Linked DNA regions of Homo sapiens: region 2 is linked to region 1. A link is a contact called in ENCODE Hi-C or POLR2A ChIA-PET data. All regions are on one chromosome and are shown on one strand. The core of a region is the stretch at or near the end of the contact, and the rest is flanking DNA. Distances in the headings are between cores, read along the strand shown.

The links. A loop is a pair of places that touch in the nucleus more often than their neighbours do. ChIA-PET counts read pairs that join two places held with the same protein, here RNA polymerase II (POLR2A).
Region 2: a loop to region 1 is called in a map of B cell, with 9 times the contacts of the local background. The contact joins the enhancer-like site here to the promoter of GPR68 in region 1. A Hi-C loop is called at or near these places in 1 of 168 maps with a recorded cell type or tissue (B cell). POLR2A ChIA-PET finds 5 or more read pairs at or near these places in 1 of 52 experiments (CD8-positive, alpha-beta memory T cell).

The regions. Positions count from the first base shown.
Region 1 is chr14:91,239,889-91,247,130 of GRCh38, forward strand. It overlaps GPR68 (G protein-coupled receptor 68), which reads right to left and starts at 4,816. Exons shown (of 2, transcript NM_001177676.2): 1 at 4,409-4,816. RefSeq lists enhancers at 3,344-3,453, 4,513-5,014, 4,534-4,583.
Region 2 is chr14:91,814,301-91,821,833 of GRCh38, forward strand. The region is part of intron 1 of TC2N (tandem C2 domains, nuclear); the gene reads right to left. Among named protein-coding and RNA genes, the nearest start is that of TC2N, 49 kb to the right of the region's middle. Within about 2 kb of position 3,776, at least 2 of the 41 ENCODE cell types and tissues checked have a DNase peak (open chromatin) inside an H3K27ac peak, as active enhancers do; they include B cell, where a contact is called at or near this core.

The sequences.
Region 1 (7,242 bases), core at 3,566-6,065:
TCCATGATGCCCCTCAAGCCACAAAACCAGCAAGTTTTTATTAGTGATTTTCAAAGGGGAGGGAGTGTATGAATAGGGTGTGGGTCACAGAGATCACATGCTTTACAAGGTAATAAAATATCACAAGGCAAATGGAGGCAGGGCAAAATCACAGGACCGAGGCGAAATTAAAAATGCTAATGAAGTTTCATGTCCCACTGGGCACATATTGTCATTGATAACATCTTATCAGGAGACAGAGTTTGAGAGCAGACAACCAGTCTGATCAAAATTTATTAGGCGGGAATTTCCTCATCCTAATCAGCCTGGGAGCGCTATGGGAGACTGGGGCTTATTTCATCTCTTATCTGCAACTGTATAAGACAGACATTCCCAGAGCAGCCATTTTAGACACCTACCCCTGGGAATGCATTCTCTTTCTCAGGGCTGTTCCTTGCTGAGAAAAAGAATTCAGCGATATTTCTCCTATACACTTTTGAAAGAAGAGAAATATGGCTCTGTTCCACCCAGCTCTCAGGCAGCCAGACCTAATGGTTACCTCCCTTGTTCCCTGAACATCGCTTTATCCTGTTCTTCTTTCAAGGTGCCCAGATTTCATATTGTTTAAACACACATGCTTTACGAACAATTTGTGCAGTTAACGCAATTATCACAGGGTCCGGAGGCAACATACATCCTCAGCTTACGAAGATGATGGGATTAAGAGATTAAAGACAGGCATTGGAAATCATAAGAGTATTGATGAGGGAAGTGATAAATGTCCATGATTATCTTCACAATTTATGTTCAGAGATTGCAGTAAAGACAGGCATAAGAAATTATAAAAGTATTAATTTGGGGAACTAATAAATGTCCATGAAATCTTCACAATTTATGTTCTTCTGCCATGGCTTCAGCCGGTCCCTCCATTCAGGGTCCCTGACTTCCCGCAACATTCAAGACCAGCCTGGGCAACACAGCAAGACTCTGTCTCTACATAAAATTTAAAAATTAGCAAAGCATGGTGGTGCACACCTATAGTCCCAGCTAATCAGAAGGCTGAAGTGGGAGGATCGCTTGAGCCCAGGAGGTCAAGGCCGCAGTGAGCCATGTTCGTGCCACTGTACTCCAGCCTGGGTGACAGAGTGAGACCCCCCATCTCAAAACAAACAAAATGCAAGAAATGGCTGCCAGTCTCAAGGAACCTCCAAGCTCGAAAGACAGGAATGTCCCATGCACAAATCACTATCATGCAAGGCAGTGTATGGTGGGTGCAGTGGGCCTCTCTGCCACACACATTAAACACTGGTTTGCCCTTTTTATTCCCTGTGCACTCCCTGTGGGATGGCTGCTTCTCCGTGGTTTCAACCCCATCTACACTCTGATGACTCCCAGGTCTTTCCCAGGATGAAGGCATAACCAGCTTCCTGCCACTCACAGGACACGCTCAGTGAGGCCCACGCTGGGTCCATCATTTTCTCCACTGCCCTGTTCTTGGAAGGGGCCTCCTCACCTGCCCAATCATTCATGTCAATGGCTGGCCTTCAGCTTTCACCCACATCTTCATCCACAGCGTCCAGTTAATTTCCAAGTTCTACCATTTTCAACTCTAAGTATTTCCTACATCCATCTCCTCCTCTTCAGCTCTCTTGCCAGCACCCTAGATGGGCTTGGTCAAGAGCTCCTTCCCAGAGTCAGTGCAACAGCCTCCTCCTGGGCTGCTTCCTGTCTCCATCTTACTATCCTCAAAGCCATCCTCTAAACAGAAATCTAACCCAGTCACACCCTGCTGCAAATGCTTCCATGGTTCTCCAATCATCCACCCATCCATCCATCTGTTCATCCATCCATTCAAACATCCATCATCCATTCATCCATCCGTCCACCCAAGTATTCATTCATACAGCAAATACTCACCGAGTGTCTATTATATGGAAGGCACAACACTAGACACTGGCCCCTAGTAACAAGTGGTTTTTAGTCCTAAGGCGGAGGAGAGAAGATAAGTGAAACAAGCTCACAAAGAGAGCGCAGGGTTTTGTGAGGATTCACGGGTGGGGGCCTCACCCTGTCAGGAAAGGCCTTCCTGAGCATCGGCAGTTACAGTAAGATCAGAAGAAAGAGGAAGTGCTGCCGAAGCAGAGGAGAGTTTCTACCTGTGGAAAATGTGTGGAAACAGACGAAATGCAAGAGGAAGAGAAGGGGCAGCTCTGCGGAACTGAAAGTAGGTTGGTGTGACTGGATCTAAATAAGAGGTAGGCAGGGCGAGAGAGGAAACAGTGTGAAGCTGTAGAACTGGCAAGTAATTACAAGGGAGGTGGGGAACAACCAGGGGCAAATTGGAGATTTTTCTTGGTGCCTGGTCCTTATAGCCTCCCCAGAATTATTTGTTGGATGGATGGTGGAGAGGTGGGAGGGTGAATGAGTAAATGGAGGGATAGGGGTAGCCAGATAGATGGATGACTGGATGGCTGGATAGATGGATATATGGGCAGCTGGAGAGGTGAGTGGATAGATGGGTGGGTGGATGGATAAGTGGATGGGTGAATGTGTAAATGGATGCATGGGTGAGGGGTAGAGGGATAGAGGGATGAGTGAATGGGTGGACAGACGGACGTATGGGTGGGTGGATAGGTGAGCTGATGGAAGGGTGGGTGGGTGGGTGGGTGGGTGGCTAAGTGGATGGGTGAATGTGTAAATGGATGCACAGGTGAGGGGAAGATGGATAGATGGATGAGGGAATGGGTGGCAGATGGATTATGGGTGGGTGGATAGGTGAGTAGGTGAGTAGGTGAGTGAGTGGATAGGTAAGTGGTGGGGGGTTGAGGCTGGGTGCTGGGACAGTGAGGATATCATTAATAGAAACAGGAAAGTGAGGAGGAGGAATCACCGTGGTCCCCTCTCTGCTCAGCCTGCCTGAGCTGGTCTGAGGGTCCTGATTTTTCACCAGTGCCTTCCCTTCTACTGTTCCCTGAGGACAGGCACCCCCAGATGGAAACTCTGACTTGCCCTCTACCTCATCTCCACAGGAACCTTCCTCCTCAAAAATCAAAGAACACAGTGGATGCGAAAATATTCCATAAATGGAAAAACGTAGATGTAGAGAAGAACTAAGCCACATCTGTCGAGGGCCCTGCACTTGCCAGGCAAGTTTCTGAATGTCTGTTCTCTCTTTCAACACCACTCTCATCAGCTCCCACTTTACAGATAAAGAAACTGAGGCTCAGAGAGATGAACCAACCTGCTGAAGTCTCTGCAGTTGAGATGCGGCAGGCCAGGTCTGGAACTCGGACTGGTCCATACTTTCCTTCATGCTGTGCTGACTATCATGATCATCCCAGAACCACCACCCTCAAGCCCCCAGCTCAGCCAAGCTCCAGTCCTCACAGATGCTGCAGCAATGGCCACCAGGCTTGGTCCTGGCCTGGCCCCTTCACCTGGACTATGCTTTAGCAGGTCAACCATGTTTTCAACGCCCACTGAGGAAAACCAGCCACGTGGCCAGTCCGTAGTTTGGGAAGGCATTGGAGAAAAGAATCAAAATAACACTTTATTACCCAGCTAAAAAATTGAGAAAAACTATAGAGTGACTCAACGCCTGAAAGCAAATCTTTAGCAAATGCAAATCAGCATAGAGGTCTCTGAGGACTTTAATGACCAAGAGAAATTAAGCTCCCAACAGGAAGGAAAGGCCTCTCTGACTAAGCTAGGAGTCTCTTGCATGTCCCAAGTCAGAAGGCGGAGGTGCCTAAATGCTGGATTCCAGCTGGCACATAAATAGTGATCTAACTCGCCCCCCCTTTCGTGCAGCACACACCGGCACGCACACAGACAGTTACTCATGGTGCCAGGGCTGCTCACGGAACCCCAAACCCACAAGAGCTGGGGAGTTTCCCCAGGGCCCAGCTTCCTTTTCCTTCAGTTGGCCAAACCTCTGCATGCTTTAAGCAAGGCTGTTTCATTTTCTGAAAGTGCTTTATTTTTCCCTCTGAGGAGAGGGGAAACATCAGGATGCATTTTTCCTTAGTCCCCATTTTCCCCCCAGATCGCCTCACTCCAGCAACAACGTGGACCATAGCATCTCACTTCTAGAACCCTTGTCACTGTTTCAAAGGTCAGTCCCATCTGGGCCCACGAAGTCCCTGTGAGTCAGGTGGGCTGGCATTGCTAAGCCATTTCTCAGAACCTGAAGCCCAGAGAGGCTAATGCAGGGAGGCTCAAACTCACACAGTCAGTTGGGGTGGATCTGAATCCAGAACCCACGTGTCTAGGCACCAACTTGCTGCCTTTGAGCTTTTTGGATCACAAGCAATAGCAAGAAATACACCTGACATCGCGACCCAGAACACAGACACACACACACACACACACACACACACACACACACACATCTGTACAAAGCAACAAACTTCCCCAAAGCAATACTTACCCTACTTCTTGCCACGCACTCTGATCATTTCTATTCTATTTCAATTTTTTAAATGCAGGTCATGAGCTATGAAGTTGATTTACTGACCCATGAATGGGTCACAACCCGCAGTTTGGAAACAGCTGGATGGACCCCCACCTGTGCTTTCCAGCTTCTCCTAGAGCCTCAGGGCCCCAGGAAGGCAGTGTGGTCTCTGCAACCAGGTGAGGAGCAGGCAGCTGCTGAAATCAGGATGGAGGGAGTCCTCTGAGGGGGGACTCTGAAACGAGTCCTCTCTGACTCTGCCTGCCCCAGCTAGGCTCTGCCTTCAAACCTCAAACAGCTGGGCTTCCTGCAGAGGCTCTGCAGGAGCCTGGGCACCCTTGCAGCCACGATCCCAGCTCTCCCTCCAGCGACTTCCCGCAGCCTGAACCTCCCAGCTCCGGCTAGAAAATCCCCAGCTGGAGGCTGCCCATTCCCGAGCTGAGGCAGAATCATGTGAACTCCAATCTGGTGTCAGGCTGGGCGGTTGCCGAGGAACCACTCGCCAGCCAGAGGCTGAGGGCGGCGGAATGGCTCTCTCCACGCATCTTCCTCTGCTCTCCATGCAACCCAGAGTCAGTGAGCAGCCTCGCTGGGAATGTGAAAGCCTGAGCTAGGGGCAGGTGCCCTCAGGACTGTGGTGGGGGGATACAGGAGGAGGGGGTGGGCTAATTCTAGCCACCTTTCAGCACCTACAGGATACCGGGATCCAGGCAAGGGTGGGGGAAGCCGCCAACATCTGGGTCACTGGGGCTCAACCCTGGCCATGTGCATGAGAACATACCTGGGAGCCTACAAAAAAAATACCAATGCCCGGGCCCCACCCGGGGCTGGTTAAATCATGTTTCCTGGAAGTGACGTGCCAGCATCAGTGGCTCTAAAGCTCCCTGGACTGTTCTAAAGTGCAGTGAAGGTGGGCAGCCACGGATGTGGTGAAGCAGGTAGGATCCTGTTTGGCAGAGCAGCAGAGCGAAGGCAGTGGAGCTAAGGCTCTGGGCATCAGTAAGGATAGGGCGGGCATCAATGTTTTCAACTGTGTCGGTCCCCAGAGAAGGAATCAAGCCCAGGGCTCTGGCCCCGGGGGCCCTTCTGGCTCTCAGGAGCACTTACTAAACTCCCTCCCTCACACACATAACACGGAGGATGGAAAGGCCCAGCATTTTGGCGTAACCACCTCCCTCCAAGGCAGACTCCTTGGAAGCTGATTATAAGCTACGTTGCCAGAGCCAGGAAGCCAACAGATACGGTGCATGGGGCCACTGGGGGTGCGAGTCCTTCCTGCTGGAAGTGGCCAGAGCCCTGTGCTTGGTCCCTGCTCTGGGGACCAACACAGTTTAAAACACTGATGCCCATCTTATTCATGCCAAGAGCCTTGGCTCCACTGCCCTCACTCTGTTGGTAGGGGGTCTAAGGAAATCCCCTTCAGTGGGGCCTGGGCCCTCCAAGCAAATGCTACCACATAGCAGGCCTTTTAAAAACTATTTCCGGCCAGGTGCGGTGGCTCACGCCTGGAATCCTAGCACTTTGGGAAGCCGAGGCGGGTGGATCACCTGAGGTCAGGAGTTGGAGACCGGCCTGGTCAACATGGTGAAACCCCATCTCTATTAAAAATACAAAAATTTGCTGGGGGTGGTGGCGCATGCCTGTAATCCTAGCTACTCGGGAAGCTGAGGCAGGAGAATCACTTGAACCTGGGAGGCAGAGGTTGCGGTGAGCTGAGATCATGCCATTGCACTCCAGACTGGGCGACAAAAGCGAAACTCCGTCTCAAAAAAAAAAAAGTTTCCTACGTCAGTTGCTTCTTGCAGGCCTTATGTTACGAGCAAAGGCTTCAGCTTGTTGTGGTGCAGTAGCGTGCATTTAGACACACGTGCTACTTCTGAGTTGCGGAAGTGTGGCTGGCTTTCCCTGATGTCATATAGGAGGACGCGGGGTTAGGAGCACAGAACTGACTTAGCAGTGACTGCCTGGCTTACCCCTAGGACACAACCTGCCAGAGAGAGCACCTCTGGCCCTCTACGGGGTGGCCTGTCCTAACAGGGTGTGCACACACCGGCCGTCTACACCATCATCGTCTATACCTGCAGGAACCACTAATGGCATGGTGTCCCCTCCCGCCTCCAGCCCTGCCAGGGGCTGGCAAGCTGCCCCAGCCCCTCTGCTGGCAGCATGTGCCCTACTGCACCTGGAGTAAGGACCATGCCTTTGGGATGAAGGAGGGGTGAAACTTTCTTTGGTTTTACTCAAATTGGCTGAGCCCAGGTCTTTGTGAAATGCTAGCTCAGTAAGAGAAAAAAGAGCCCATGCTCTCTCATGTGCTTGGCCCTCAAGGAGTTAGAAAATAGCCTGGAGTGGCTCAGTGCCAAGAGCTCCCTTTACCATTTCCTGAGCATTTGCTTTGCACCAGGTGCTGTGCCCATCCTTTGTTTAATCCTTATATCAACTCTGTGTGGCAGGGATTATCCTGTTGCCCAGGCTGGAGTGCAGTGGTACCACCTCCACTCACTGCAACCTCCACCTCCTGGGTTCAAGCAATTTTCCTGCCTCAGCCTCCCAAGGAGCTAGGATTACAGGCATGCGCCACCACACCAGGCTAACTTTTTTTTTTTTTTTTTTTTTTTGAGATTCGCTCTTGTTGCCCAGTCTGGAGTGCAATGGCGTGATCTCGGCTCACGGCAACTTCCACCTGCCAGGTTCAAGCTATTCTCCTGCCTCAGCCTCCTGAGTAGCTGGGATTACAGGCATGTGTCACTATGCCTGGCTAATTTTGTATTTTTAGTAGAGATGGGATTTCTCCATGTTGGTCAGGCTGG
Region 2 (7,533 bases), core at 2,526-5,025, 570 kb after region 1:
AAGAGCACATAGAATTAGGAAGAAATGTTTGGGAAGGGAGATGAAAAGGGAAAGGTCAAAAAAAAAAAAAGTCAAGGGCAAACCTAGAAATAGAGAGTGGAGACTAGACAGCAGGAGAGACAGAGTGAGCTGAGGCACAGAGAGAGAAAAGAAATAAAGAGGAGAAGAGTAGAATGAAGCGGAGAGAGAGGGAAGGAGAAATGAAGATGACAGCAAGATGAGAAGTATAAAAGGGCAGACAAATCAAAGAAAAAGAAGGATGGAGAAAGAGGTAAGAAAAGGAGAGGGGAAAACACAAAATGTAAAAGAAAAGAGATGAAAAGAAAAAACATTCAAAGAAACAGTGAAAGTTAGAAACTGAAAAAAGGAGGAAAGATGAGAAAAGGGGAAAAAGATTGAGATAGAGAAGCAGAGTGAATTTAGGAACATTGGTCAAAGAATACAAAATTAGTTTTGATAAGAGAAATAGGTTGAATAGCATTACTCCATGTGAATATAGCTAATGAAGATCTGCAGTACTCTTGAGAGATGCTAAGGCTGGATGTTTACTGTTCTCTCCACAAAAATAACTATGTCAGGTAATGCAGATGTAAGCTAGATTTAATCATTTCACAATGTATAGGCACTTCAAAACATCACATTGTATACAATAAATACATACAATTTGTTCAATTTGAAAAGTAAAGAAAAAGCATATTTAAAAAAAAGTAAAGAGTGGTAAAGGAGACAGGGTTAGAGAGGTAGGAGAACACAGGGATAAATAAAAACAGACTAGGAGAAATGGAGATGAAATTAAAAAGCTGATAAAGAAACTAAGTATCTTAAAGGAAAGTTTATTCATTATTATACTCTAATAAATACACATATAGTATAACTAAAACAATTTTTCTCTTTCACCTGATCTATCTAAATCTATGTTCAAGCAAAAGTTAAAAGAAAACATGGCACCCCATAAAAAGTGTGAGAAAACATTCACTTCCTCCAGATCAATTATTCTGGTAATTCAAAGGCCCTATAATGGGCACCAATAAACAAATAAACTGCATACTTCATGAATTATTTTAATCTTTAGAGTTATACTAATAGAAAAGTATACCTTAAGCACTACATCACATACACACAAAAAGACACCACAAATAAGATATAGAGCAAATAAAGGAAGTCTATTTTACATTTACCAGGAAATTAAATTGTATAAGAACTTCATGTCCAATTTCCTATTGTCCTTGGTCTCAGTGCCTTTGTTCTAAATGCACTGCCTTCATTTATGCCTACTTAAACTCCATACGTTTTTCACAGGAGGTTTTAAACATATGCGAAGAAGTATAACAAAACCCTAATCACTCAGATTAAAATAATTATCAACTCATGGCAAATCTTATTTCATCTCTGCCTCCCCATATACCCTGTCCTTTGGATTATTTTGAAATAAATTCTAATCATATAATTTCATCCATAAACACATAAATAATGATCTCCAAAAGATGTGGCAAAGGACTTAGGAGTTAACTTCAAGGGGCTCTCACTGGCTGAAGGTGAATCATTTCAAGTATTAATACAAACAGTATCTGTAATGAATGGTAACATATCAAACATTTCTAAAATGTTGCTCTTTTTAAACATAACCATAATAGTATTATCATGTGTAAAATAATTAATGTCATCAACTACTTGTTCACTGTTCAAATTTCCCCTATGGTCTCAATTTGTATAGTTGTTTTGTTGAAATTCAGATCAAATTTTAAATTGTTTCATCTTTTGTTATTAGAAGTAGTGCCACAGTAGCTTTGTGCACACATATTTCTCAGATATTTCTCAGTATATATCTGTAAGATAGATTCCTAGAGATAAGACTATGGGGCCAAAAGGTGTATATGTGTAATTTTGCTTGTATTGCCAAAATTCTCTCTGAAGCACACCATTTTGCATTCCCAATAGCAATATGTAAGAGTACCTTTTTCTGTTACCAACAAAATACACTGTCAAACTGATGCTTAATACCATGGACTTTTGCCAGTGTGATAGGAAAGAAATGATATACTGTGTTGTTTTAATTTATATCTCTCTTATTATAAGTGATGTTGAGCTTCTTGTCATATAAGATTAATCTGTAATTGTTTATATGAATTCTATTCACTGTCTCCTGCCGACATTTTCATAAAGCTGTTGGTCTTTTTCTTCTCCAGTTTTTGAAGCTCTTTAGATATTTGAGAGATTAACACTTTGTCCATTATACAAGTGGCAAACATCCTTCTGGTTTGTCATTTATCTTTTTACTTTGATTATGGTGTTTCTGCTATGCCAAAGTGTGTGTGTTATACAAATCATAAAATAATTTACCCATGTTTTCTTCCAGTACTTAGTACAGTATTATTTTCTATACTGACATCCTGTTATACAGTATGAGAAATGGATTCAAACTTTCCTCTTCCCAATTCGCTATCTCATTAGCACAAACACCACATATTAAAAATTCCATATTTTCTCCACTTACAGGATGCTCCCTTTAGTACACATTAAATTTCCATATGCAATTGGGTTTATTGTGTATTTTCTATTCTCTTCAATTGTTCTGTCTATTCCTGTACCAATGGTATATCATTTTAATCTTAAATTCTTATATCATGTTATAACATGTAGCAAGACAAGTCATCTTTACCCCTCTTCACTTTCTGCATTTTCTTAGCTATTCTTGCTTGTCTGTTCTCGAAAATGAACTTTATAATCTGTCTAGCCCTAGGAGGAAAAATCTGATGGTACTTTCATCAGGATCATATTAAACTTCTAAATTATTTTTTTAAAACTGACATCTCTAAGAATATTGAGTCTTCCTACACAGAACATAGTATATCTTTATATTTGTTCAAGTTTATGCTTATACCTTTAGGAGTTTTTAGAGTTCTCATAAAAATTCTGAAGATTTCTCATTAAGTGTATGCCTGTATAATTTGCTTGGCTATCATAAATGGTATCTTCTCTTCCATTACATCTTGTGACTATTTCCATTTTTAAAATGTATGCGTTTTCAAAGGCCCTGTTCAGCCCCAGCATATCAGAGTAAAATACTCCGTAACCACCCAAATCAAACGAATAGTCTCTCATCTCTAAATGTCTAGTGTCTTTAAAAAAAAAAAGTTTAACATTTTTCTTAACATTTTATGAGATCTTGTTCTGTCTCCCCTGTTAGAACATAAACTGCTCAAAAACAATATTGTACTCACTTTCTGCTTAGCACTCAGCACACTACATGATGCTGGGAATATAATTGGAACTCAGCAAATACCTAGTTGATAGATAAGGAAACAAAGTACAACTATCTCCCATAAAAACTAAGAATATATTCATCAAACCACATCTCTGACCCCAATCAGTTTGCAAATATTTAACATTAACCATGACAGGAATGTGGTAGAATTGGTTAAAAATGACTGCTACTTCAGGGGGAAAAGTCCTCAACATTGATGGCCTTGAGTCATCCAAAATGAGTTGGGGAAGATGGAGGAAGGTAGTAGAAAGAGAGAAAAGTTTATATGAATGAAATGTGAAATCTAATTAAAATGAACACCCAGTAATACACTACAGGAAAGACAGTTAAAAAACACATGGATATTTTACTTTTGTACAAAATAGAGTAACAGAGACAGATTTATCCTACCACCTGAAAAGCAAATAAAATATATGGAACAGCAATTTTCAAGACACTGGCTATCAGACAGCAAAGAACTGAGAAATAGGAACTAAATGAGGTAAGCCTTCCACCTTACTCCCTTGAGGGAGTTTCCAGGCCATGGGAAATTACCCAAGCAAAGCCGAGAAGATTTTCTGAAATGAAGAGACAAAGCTGAAAGTATGTGGAGAATAAGGCAGCGAGAGTTTGCATAACAGACTACTGTAGAATAAAGAGGTACATACAGAGAACAATGGAGATCAGCAGAGGGTCCCACTCAAGTATTCAACAGAGTACTGATCAGCACACACACAAAAAAAGGAAGCTACACAAGACTGCGGGAAAAAAACACCAGAAAAATTTACAAAAACTATACATAACTGGTATTCACCAAGGTCAGGAGTGATGCTTGTCCCCACAAATCAGACTGGAAAAGGGATCAAATTGTTTACACAAAACTTAACTGTGTCCCAAAGCAAATTTACAGAAATCCAAAAATATCCAGCATTCAAGGTAAAACTCACAATGTCTGGTATTCAATTAAAAAAAGTACCAGGTATACAAGGAAGCAAAAAAATATATAGAACCCATAATGAAGAGGAAAAAAAAATCAATCAATTAGAAACAACCTAAAATTGAGACAAGGCAGTTGAGGACACTAAAATAGTTATAGCTGGACTCAATATGTTCAAAAGGTTAAGTAGAGATATGGACGATATTAAAAAGACCCAAATCCAATTTCTAGAGATGAAAACTATAATGTCTGAGATGGAAAATATACTGGATGGGATTAATACCAGATTGGATATTGCAAAAGAAAATATTAATGAACTTGAAGGCATAGTAAGATAAACTAACTAAAATGAGACACAGAGAAAAGACTAACATCAAAATGATAAAAAGCATCTGTGACTCATGGGACAATTTCAAGTGACCCAAAATACATGTATTTGGAGTCCACAAAGAAGACTGGGGATAGGGGGGAGGGCATATTTGAAGAAATAATGGCCAAAATTTTCCAAACTTGATAACTACAAACCACAGATCTAAGAACCTCCGCCAACACTAAGGTCAGGAAACATGAAGAAAACTACACCAATGCACACCACGCCATAATAACATCATTCAAAAACAGTGATGGGAAAATCTTAAAAGCACCCAGAGAAAAAAGACATGTTATGTACATCAAAGCAAAGATTAAGAATAGCAGCATATAGTTGAGCATGGTGGTGTGTGCTTGTAATCCCAGCTACTCGGGAGGCTGAGGCATAAGAATCACTTGAATCTGGGAGGCAGAGGCTGCAATAAGCTGAGATCATGCCACTGCACTCCAGCCTGGGTGACACAGAGAGACTCTGTCTCAAAAAATTAATTAATTAATTAAAAAGGATAGTAGCATAGCTCTCAATGGAAACAAAACAAAAACAGTAGAGCAAGATCTTTAATGTACTGAAAGAAAAAAACCCATCAACCTAGAATTTGACACTCAGAGAAAATCTTTCAAAAATGTAGGTGACATAAAGACTTCTTCAGACATACAAAAGTTGAAAGAACATATTACCAACAGAGCTACACCACAAGAAGTGTTAAATGATGTCCTTCAGGCCAAAGGATAATATCTGATAGAAATATGAATCTACACAAAGGAATAAAGTGCACCATAAGTATAAATACATGATTTATTATTATTGGGATTTCTTTACAAGTTTATTAAAGCTTAGACAAAAAAATTATACTGAGACAAAAGGTTTGTAACATATGTAAAACTAAAATGTATTACATCAATAGCACAAAGGCCGGGGGAGAAATAAAAGTAAAAATGTAAATAATTATAGTATATGTGATGTGGTATCATATCATTTGAGGACTGACTGTAGAAAGTTAAAGATATATACTATAAACCCTAACACAACCACTAAAATAAGAAAACAGAGTTACAGCTTATAAGCCAACAAAGGAGATAAAATGGAATAATTTTAAAATACTCAATTAATAAAAGAAAGCAGAAAAAGAAAGGGGGAACAAAGAACAGATAGGATGAGTAGAAAACAAATAGCAAGATGATAGATTTGAACTTAATTATATCAAGAATCACAAGTGTGAATACTTTAAAATATGCCAATTAAAAGGCAGAAATTGCCAGACTGGATAAAGAAGTATGATACAAGTATATGCTGCCTACAAGAAACATTTTAAATACAAATAAGTTAAAAATAAAAGGATGGATACCCCTTGAGAACATACACCCAAAATCCTCAATGAAATACTGGCAAGCCAAATCCAGAAACGTATAAAAGATTTATGTATCATAACCAAGCAAGATTTATCCCAGGATTGCAAGATTAGTTTAACATCTGATAATCAATTCATGTAATGCATCATATTAACAGAATAAAGGACAAAAACTATAGGATAATCTCAATAGATACAAAAATTTGACAAAATCCAATATTCGTGATAAAAATACTGAGAATAGAAGAGAATCTTTCAACATAATAATAAACAGCATCTATGAAAAAATCTATAGTTAACATCACAGGAACTGGTGAAAGATTGAAAGTCTCCCTCTAAAGCCAGGAAAAAAAAAAAAGATTTCTACTCTCTCTACCTTTATTCAACACTATATTTGAGATTCTAGCTAAGCCAATTAGGCTAAAAATATTTTGTCAAAGGCATTCATCTTGGAAATCAAGAAGTAAAACACTCTTCATTCACAGACAACAAGATCTTGTAAATAAAAAAAAAAAATCTAAGAAATTCACTAACAAACTTACCAGAAGTTCACTAAGGTTGCAAGATATAAGAGAAATATACAAAAGTTAATTGCATTTCTATATACTAACCATGAACACTCCAAAAATGAAATAGAAAACAATTCCATTCATAATAACATTTTTAAAAACTTAAAATACAAATACTTTAAGAAATGAAGTACAAGACTTATACACTGCAAACCACAAGACATTACTGAAAGATATTAAAGAAGAGCTCAATACTTGTGAAGATATCCCATGTTCATGGATTGGAAGATGTAATATCATTAAAATGGTAATATTATTAATATTGCTAAGGTGGCAATACTCCCCAAATTGATCTACAGATTCAACACAATCTCTACCAAAATCCCTTCCAGCTTTTTTACAGAAATTGACAAGCTGATCCTAAAACTCATATGGGAACGTAAAGGGTGCAGAATAGCCAAAACAATCTTGGGGAAAAAAAAAGAACAAAGTGGAAAGACTAACTTCAAAATTTACTACAAAACTAGTCATCAGGACAATATAATATTAGTATAAGGACAGATAAATAAATCAATAGAATTAAATTCAGAGCCCAGAAATACACCCTTACATTTATAGTCAATTGATGTTTAACAAAGGTGCCAAGAAATTTTAAAGGGAAAGAAATAGTGTTTTCAACAAATGGTGCTAGGACACTGAATATCAATATTTATATCCACATTATATCCACATGCCCTTCCCACAAAAAAAAAAATTGGATCCCTGCCTCCCACCATATACAAAAACTAACTCAAAACTGATTATGCACCTATATGTAAGAGTTAAAACTTCAAAACTCTTAGAAGAAAACATAGGAGTAAATCTTTGTAAACTTGGGTTAGGCAGTAATTTCTTAGACACAACACCAAAAGCACACATGATCAAAGAAAAATTTGATGTACTAGATTTAATTGAAATTAAAAACTTTGTGCTTTAAAAGACACCATTAACAAAGTGAAAAGACCACTCGGAGACTGAGAGAAGATATTTGCATATCACACATCCAATAAAATATGGATTATATCCAGCATATATAAAAAACTATTACAACTTAATAATAAAAAGAAAAATAACCCAATTAAAAAA